2 separate regions of the Mus musculus genome follow, and region 1 is linked to region 2. Evidence: chromatin loops called from intact Hi-C (ENCODE). Cell type or tissue: left cerebral cortex. All regions are shown on one strand. Each heading gives the region's core, and the rest is flanking DNA. Links, peaks and the distances in the headings are about the cores only.

Region 1 (4,392 bases), core at 164-4,163, 110 kb after region 2:
TGATTAGTGATTTATATTGGGGGCAGATCATCCTGGGTGGTGTCACCTCTGGACAAGTGGCCCCATGTAGCCTAATAAAGAAAACTGAGGAAGCCACAGGAAACAAACTAGTAAGCTGCTTCCCTCCATGGCTCCTACCTCCAGGTTCCTACTTGAGTTCTTGCCCTGACTTCTCTCAGTAATGAAATGTGCTCAGGATGTGGAAGCCAAATAAACCCTTTCCTCCCTGTCTGAGTTAGGGTTTTACTGCCATGAACAGACTCCATGGCCAAGGCAACTCTTCCAAAGGACACTTAATTGGGGCTGGCTTAAGATTCAGAGGTTGAGTCCATTATTATCATAGTAGAATCCTGGCAGTACCCAAGCAGGCATGGTGCAGGAGGAGCTGAGAGTTTTACATCTTGTTCTGAAGGCAAACAGGAGAAGACTGTCATCCTCAGGCAGCTAGGAGGAAGCTCTCAAAGCCCACCCCCACAGGGACATACTGCCTCCAACAAGGCCACACCTACTCCAACAAGGTCACACCTCCAAATAGTGCCACTCCCTGGGCCAAGCATCTTCAAACCACCACATTTCCTCCCTAAGCTGTTTGTCATGTGGTCATGGTGTTTATCACAGCAATAGAAAGCAAACTAGGACACACAGATAAGCAATGTCTACAGTAGGCCACTGGTCAGTGCCTCACTCACCCCATTTCTTTTTTTTTTTTTTGGTTTTCGAGACAGGGTTTCTCTGTGTAGCCCTGGCTGTCCTGGAACTCACTCTGTAGACCAGGCTGGCCTTGAACTCAGAAATCCACCTGCCTCTGCCTCCCGAGTGCTAAGATTAAAGGCGTGCGCCACCACGCCCGGCTAAAGATTTATATATTTTATTTTATTATATGTGAGTACACTGTAGCTGTCTTCAGACACTCCAGAAGAGGACATCAGATCTTGTTACTGATGGTTGTGAGCCACCATGTGGTTGCCGGGATTTGAACTCAGGACCTCAGGAAGAGCAGTCAGTGCTCTTAACCACTGAGCCATCTCTCCAGCCCCTACTCACCCCATTTCTATTGCCTTAACTTTATCTGTGAGGCCTGGTGCCTGCTTCTGGAGCACAGATATTCAAGATGGCAGGGCTTTTTCTGGTAATGACCGTCTTGTTACATTAATTATTCCATGGCTGGGCACATCACATGGCACAAGAAAGAGTATACTAGCTCAGGCCTCTCTCCTCTTCCTCCTCCTCCTCCTTTTCTTTTTCTTCTTTCTAATTCTTTTCTTTCTTCTGCTTCTGTTTCTTCAGTCCTCAACTGAAGAAAAGTAAAGTCCCTTAATGCAGAGCTGAGAAGATATGTGTCAATTGGCAACACGCTTGATCACACAACCTAAGAACCTGAGTCCAACCCAGAACCCATGTCTAAAAGTCAGGCAAGATGACATGTATTTGTAATCTCAGTTCATGGAGGCCACTGTCATGACCTCAGGTAACCCTGATTACCTCTGAGGGTACTTATCTACAAGTACTGGCCTCCCCAGGCTCATCCTGTGTGTGACCTTGTTGGAGGAAGTATGTCACTCAGGGTGGGCTTTGAAGTCTCAGATGCTCAAGCCAGACCTTATATCTCAACCTCTTCCTGCTGCCTGCAGATCCAGATGTGGAACTCTCAGCTACCTACCTCTCCTGCACCATGTCTGCCTGCACGCTGCCATGCTTCCTGCCACGATGACAATGGACTAAACCCCTGAACTGTAAGCCAGCCTCAATGAAATGTCTTCCCTTTACAAAAGCTGCCATGGATATGGTGTCTCTTCACAGCAATAGAAACCCAAACTAAGACAAACGTCAACACAGCATTTGGGATTAAGTCTACCAACAAAGAAACTTGGACAGGAAATGGTCAGATTACAGCAGTACCACAGACTCTTTCCCCCACAGCATATGGCTGCCAGCTGTGCATGGCACATCCTGAGCAGAATAAGGGTGGGTCCAGGGCAGCCGGAGTGACTCTTGGGAGCCTTTCTCCTTGTTGCCAGCTCCCCACCCCAAGAATGCAGCCACCCTCATGAAACTCAGGGAGAAATTTCTATCGGAGAGGAAGAAGCTCTTCCACAGCTGTGTCCCTCAGTGCAGCCACTGAAAGGCAAACATTTACCCAAGATGCGTCGTGTACCCCACCCCAGCCAGCAGCCGCCGCCAGCTCTGATGATGGAGGCTTTGAATAGCACTGAGGCCCAAGCCAGAGCCAATGAAGCTGTTTCAACCACCAAACCTTTCAGAGGCTGCTGGGAAGTGTTCTCTGTTAATTCCAACCACATGGCAAATTAAGTTCTATTTACCCTCTTTCAAAAATATTTTCCTCCCTTGATTTAATGAAATCTGGAGTTGCGCCACTGTTCTGAGCTTGCTGGGCCTGGCTCACTGAAGAGAGAGAAGGCAGCCCAGTGGGCTAAGCTTTGTCCCTCAAGGACACATGCCTGTGGTGTCAGCAAGGCCCCTGTGTGGACAGAAGTTAATAGGAGCCAGGTGGGGCGGAGGTGAGAGACAGATGGGCAGATAATAAGCAGACAAATGACAGAGCAGGGGGTACACTTCAATTTAGACCAAAATGCCCTTTGGCACTGTGGTCTCAACCACCCTTCCCTCACTTCCCCACCTCCTTACAACGTTTAGGGTGGAGTACAAGAAGCAAAGAGGAAGCAGAAAGGACAGCACTGGCCTGTCACTGTAGCCTGAGCTCAAGCAAAGGCCCTGTACCATCACAGAGGACCCCATAGTTCATCTGCACTTAGCTCCTGGCCTGGCTAGATGAAGAACTCATGAAGATCTAACCAGGATGTTGGCTCCCGTGCCATGCCACCACCTGGACCCATTTTTCCTGGGTCACAGATACCTCCCATGCCATGTCAGACTCACCCAGGGCAGCAAGACACCCTCATGGAAGTGTTCTGCTATCCCACTTCTGGTGGCTGGCAAGGCAGGACACTCTCCTTCTGGGCATAAACTTGCCAGCTGCTCCAGGGAAGATGGCTCAGTTCTACCTCACTTGCCCACAGCTGCAGCCCCCAAGTTCCTTTAACCCTCTTCCAGGGCCAGTCTGTAGGCCAATAGCTGCTTTGTATGGGTTCCAAAGACCAAGCCTGTCACCCCATGCAAGTAAGCTCTGAGACCATCCCCATTCTGGAATGCCAAAAGATGCTGTCAAAGCCACTCAGCATGCAAAACTTGTATTCAGAACCTGCTTCGGGGGAAGACCACTTCAGACAACTAGCTTTAGGAGCAGTGGTGGAAAGTTGGCTCTAAAGGGGACTTCTGGAGCTGACGCCCTTGGCAGAACCCTGGTAGGAGGGAGACAGAGAGCCCTGAGCATAGTATTAGAGTCAAGGCAAATCATTCTGGGGTAAGCAGGGACCAGAGCCTTACAGGATTTGCTCGATAGTTTTATGTCAACTTGACACAAGCTAAAGTCATCTGAGAGAAGGAAATCTCAATTAGGAAAATGCCTCCATGAGACAGGGCTGCAGGCAAGCCTGCAGGGCATTTTCTTAATTAGTGATTGATCGGGGAGGGCTGCATAGGTATGGCCCCATAGACTCATGTGTTTGAATGCTTGGACCATGAAGTGTGGCACTACTAGGAGGTGTGGACTTATTGTGTGACTTTGAAGGAGGAAGTGTGTCACTGTGGTGGTGGGTGGTGGTGGGAAGCTCTGGGGTAATATATATGCTCAAATCCTGCCCAGTGTAAAACACTCCTCCTGCTTGACTTCAGATCAAGATGTAGAACTCTCTGCTCTTCCAGCACCATGCCTGCCTGCAAGCTGCCATGCTTCCCACCATGACGATAATGGCCTGAACCTCTGAAACTCGAAGCCAGCCCCAACTAAATGTTTTCCTTTATAAGAGTTGCTGTAGCCATAGTATGAACCTGACCACACAGCAATGAAACCTTAACTAAGACAAGAGCCTGTGTCGCATGGTGAGTAGTTTCATCCCTGAGCTGATGGCCCTGGGTGCTATTTAAAAAGCAGGCTGAGCAAGCCATGGGGAACAAGCCAGTAAGCAGCACCACTCCATGACCTCTGCATCAGCTCCTGCCTCTAAGTTCCTACCCTGTTTAAGTTTCTGTTCTGGCTTCCTTTGATGATGAACTGTGATGTGTAGATTGGATAAACCCTATTCTCCCCATGTTGTTTGGTTGTGGTATTTCATCACAGCAATAGAAACCCTAATAAGACACATATGATACTGTAAGAACAGTACAGCATCCCTGATCCCCACGGCAGGAGTGTCTTGAGAACTAGGGAACTGATGCTTGCTGGAGTCAATGGTTAACTGGAATGGGATGGGTAAGTCCAGGAGAATGGGGCTGGGGAAGATGTCAGGCTAGACAGCTTATCTGCACATGGTT
Region 2 (4,392 bases), core at 309-4,308:
TCTTATCCCTACAAGAGTGTTTCTATATTCCATAGTGTGCCAAGCCCTCTTTCAAGACCCAGTTCAGGAATGGTAGAATGGCTCATCTGATGGCTAGTTTTATGTCAGCTTGGCACACGCTGGAGTCATCTGAGAAAAAAAGAATCTCAACTGAGAAAATGACTCCCTAAGATCTGGCTGTAGGCAAACCTGTAGCTCAATTTTTAAATTATGGGTCCAGTCTACTGTGGGTGGGGTCATCTCTCCAATGATGGTTCTGGGTTCTATAAGAAAACAGGCTGAGTGAGTTATGGGGAACAAGCCAGTAAGTAGCACCTCTCCACGACCTCTGCATCAGCTCCTGCCTCCAGATTCTTGTTCTGAGTTCCTGCCTTGGCTTCCCTCAATGGACTGTGACTCATGATCTTTAAGCCAAATAAATCCTTCCCTCCCCCAAGCCACTTTTGGTCATGGATGAATCTTCTTCTTCTTCTTCTTCTTCTTCTTCTTCTTCTTCTTCTTCTTCTTCTTCTTCTTCTTCTTCTTCTTCTTCTTCGTCTTCTTCTCCTTCTTCTTTCTTCTTCTTCCCCCTCCTCCTCTGCATCCTCTCTCCCTCTTCCATTTTCTCCTTCTTTCTCCCCTTCTGCTCCACCTTCTCTTTTATCTGCCCAATCATCAGCTTTCCTTTATTTTACAAATTAAGGTGGGAAGCAGGTTTACAGGAAATCACCTGAGTGCTGACTCATTCCTTGTTCGAAACCCCTCACAGGAGAACAGATTTAACATCAAATATAATTAGCCCCAGGGCTATCCACAACAACTGGCAAGCTGGAGAACCAGGACAGCAGCTGGTGTGAATTCTATCCTTGTCTAAATGTATAAGAACAGAGAGAGACAACACTGTCTCTCCAGCACAAAGGCAGTGGGCTCAAGACCCAGGAAAACTAGCATCTGAGTCCAGTCAAGAAGACCAGTGTTGGGCCAAGGCAGTCAGGCCATGTCCCATTGTTCAGACTCCATTCTCTTGAGACCTTTGGCTGATTGGATGAGGTCCACCCACACTGAGAACTCAGTTGCTCTGTCCAACTCCCTGGTTCAAAGGCGGGTCACCCACTCAGACACGCCTAATGTGTGCAGGCACTCTGTGACCCAGTCAGTCTCGTCACACTCGATCCTAAGCCATCTCTGTCTGGAGAGCTGCCACACTTGGCAGAATGGCACACAGCTTGAGTGACAGCCATGTATTCCCACTTTTCTCCATGTACTTATCCTTGATCACAAGGCCCAGTACACAGCTACCCTTCTGTTTGTTCCCTTTCCAAAACAGGTGGCCCACAAATACACAAGTCTCTGGATAAGCAGGGGCCCAGCAGCCTTTCCCCAAACAGATCCTGATGGCAAAAGATATAATGGAGTGACAAGCATGCATGAAAAGCCTGTCACCAAGCTAGGGACAGGAGAGTAGAGAAGAGACCTTAGAGAGCTCAGATACCCACCAGGCCTTCCTCCTCCATAGACATCCCTGCCTCTGCCTTAGTTTCAAAGGGTAAAAAATAACCCAATCAATCAAGTCCACCACAGTTGAGAATTCAAGGTGGGAGGAACTTGAATCTACTGGTCAAGTCACCCCCACAGTCAAGAACTGAGAGCAACAAGTGAGTGAGTGAGTGAATGAATGAATGAATGAATGCTACAGCTCAGCTCATAATCTCCATTTTTATATAGTTCTTTATACCCAACCCAGAGAGATGGTTCCACTCTCAGTGAGGGGGTCTTCTCTCAGCAATGAGTATAAGATACTCCTTCATAGTTGTTCTCAGAGGCCCATCTCCCAGGTGATTGTAGACTATGTCAGGCTGACAGCTAACACAAACCATCATAGCCTCCTTCCCCAACTGGACAGTGCCTGTGGCACATGAGCAGGGATGCCGTTGCTCAGATCCATCAGCAGGTGGCCTAAATCTGGACCCCCACCAGCACCATCCACAAAGACAAGATATGCCATTTATAGGACCAGGACAATGATCGCCCTCATTTCAGCCTGATGATGGCCCCTCTCCACACAGCACACTTAATGCAGCATTAGCACTGTTCAGAGGCAGATAAAAATAGTGTTGGATCAAAGAGGTAGTTTCCTCATTCTGTCTCTGAAGACAGATCAGTGGGCCGGGTGCATGTGGGCAAATCCAATTTTTCCCCCTTCTTGGCAGGAGCCTCTACATATTCTCTCCATGAGTACAGAGAAGCCTGCCAATGTTGACATCCGAGGCTGAGATCATAGGCTCCACTTTAGCTGCGAGTCAACCCACTCCCAGCCTGCTAGGTCTGTGCTCGCGTTTTACAGACAGGGAAGCTAAGCTCAGACAGCAGCAGCTGCTGCGGAATAGTTCACCGGCTGCAGATTGATACCGATGACAATTGACTATCAGCCCTGTGACCTGCAACTCTGCAGATTGTGACACCATCTCCATTCTGTAAGTGGGGAAAACCATGGCTGGGAGGGGCCTTTCCATTCCAGCAGGGATCCGTGACAGCTGTGAGTCCAGCCACCCTGTCTTAGTCAGTGTTCTATTGCTGTGAAGAGACACCATGATCATGGCAACTCTCACTGAGGGAAGCATTTCATTGGGACTAGATTACAGTTTCAGAGGTTTGGTCCATCATCAGCCTGGTGGCAAGCAAACAGACATGATGTGAGAGAGGGAGCTGAGAGTTCTACATCCAGATCTGCAAGAAGAGAGACTCTGGGACTGGTGTAGGCTTTTGAAACCCCATAACCCGCCCTACAGTGACATGATTCCTCCAATAAGGCCAAGGCTTCTAATCTCATTAGCACCATTTCCTAATGACCAAACATTCAAATAAATTAACCTATGGGGGCCATTCCTATTAAAACTACCACCACCTCTCTCTCTCTCTCTCTCTCTCTCTCTCTCTCTCTCTCTCTCTCTCTCTCACACACACACACACACACACACACACACACACATACACACACACACACCACCAGAAACTTGAAGTCTTTCTCCAGAAGCCTGATGTCTTCTAGGACTGCAAATCTCATATCAGATAGCTTGTAAATGATGGAGATGTATATAGGAGCTGTATCACAGGAGATGGTGATATCCTGTCTCCATCATTTACAAGGTTTTATGTGGATTGTCCTTTACTTTCTACCCACAGGCATGGGTGTGAGTGGAGCCTGGGACTGCAGGCCACGCCTCCAGAGAGTAGACTGCCCACCTGGGTGCACCAGAAGTGCTGAGCACTGGACCCTGAAGGCTTCCTCTGTAAGCTGGCACTGATACCCACCTCCCAGGGGCTGTGAAGGTTAGCTGAACTGTTCCCAGCATTGCTTCCAACGAGTAGATCCAGAATTCTGGAGCTCATGTTGCTTGCACCACAAAGGCAAATGATTAGAGACAATCATGAGGCTTTCCATTAGGCTTTGTTCAGAGAGCTGGCCATCAGAGAAGGCAGAACATGATGGAAAATGCTTCACATCTCACTTCCAGCCAGAAGATTGTATGGAGTCACAGGGACAGAGACAGCCATTCCAAAGTTCAGGATTGCCCCACTCTGGTCAGGTGACGTGATTCTTAAAATAAACTTTTCCTCCCCTAAACATCCTTTGTCAGCATATCTTATCACAGCAACAAGAAAAGACACTAAAGGCCAGGCAGTGGTGGCACACGCCTGTAATCCCAGCACTTGGGACGCAGAGGCAGGTGGATTTCTGAGTTCGAGGCCAGCCTGGTCTACAGAGTGAGTTCCAGGACAGCCAGGGCTACACAGAGAAATCCTGTCTCCAAAAACCAGAAAAAAAAAAAAAAAAGAAAGAAAAGAAAAGACACTAAGGCAGGGGGTCAACCGCCTGAGACTGGTGTCTCACTCACTACCATCCAGTCTTAGAGTGTTACTGCTGTGAGCAGACACCATGACCGAGGCAAGTCTTATAAAGGACACCATTTAATTAGGGCTGGCTTAAAGGTTCAGAGGTTCAGTCCAGTATCATCAAGGTGGGAGCAGGGTAGCATCTAGGCAGGCACGGTGCAGGAGGAGCTGAGAGTTCTGCATCTTCATCTGAAGACTGCTAGCAGAATAGTAACTTCCAGGCACAAGGATGAGGATCTTAAAGCCCACCCCCACAGTGACACACCCACTCCAACAAGGCCACACCCACTCCAAGGCCACACCTCCGAATAGTGCCACTCCCTGGGCCAAGCATATTCAAACCAGGACACATCCCTTGCACCTCTCCCTCATTCTCTGAATGTCTGGACTCAGTCGATTCTTGAGACACTGAGTCTAGCTAGTGTCAGTCTTACATTCCTGCAGGGCATCTATGCTCCCAGGGATTGGCTTTTTAAAACATGGATCCTGAGAACAAAACTCTCGTCTGAATGCTTGTGC

The links. Hi-C counts contacts between places; a loop is a spot of excess contacts. Peaks named below come from ENCODE experiments on the same cell type or tissue, not always from the same donor. Only the 100,000 strongest peaks of a DNase experiment are listed, where the experiment ranks them.
Region 1: it touches region 2 in a loop (1.9-fold over the local background); 1 of 42 quality-filtered maps calls a loop at or near these places.

The regions. Positions count from the first base shown.
Region 1 is chr1:35,990,470-35,994,861 of GRCm38, forward strand. No RefSeq gene overlaps it. Among named protein-coding and RNA genes, the nearest start is that of Gm33222, 18 kb to the right of the region's middle. In left cerebral cortex, for the core only: no CTCF peak of the experiment used is centred there; a DNase peak (open chromatin) is centred at 2,281.
Region 2 is chr1:35,877,520-35,881,911 of GRCm38, forward strand. 1110002O04Rik (a long non-coding RNA gene) reads left to right here. Exons shown (of 4, transcript XR_373312.4): 2 at 2,190-2,453; 3 at 3,163-3,309; 4 at 3,425-3,646. Among named protein-coding and RNA genes, the nearest start is that of 1110002O04Rik, 9.8 kb to the left of the region's middle. In left cerebral cortex, for the core only: a CTCF peak has its summit at 1,919; DNase peaks (open chromatin) are centred at 1,014 and 2,236; H3K27ac peaks cover 920 bases.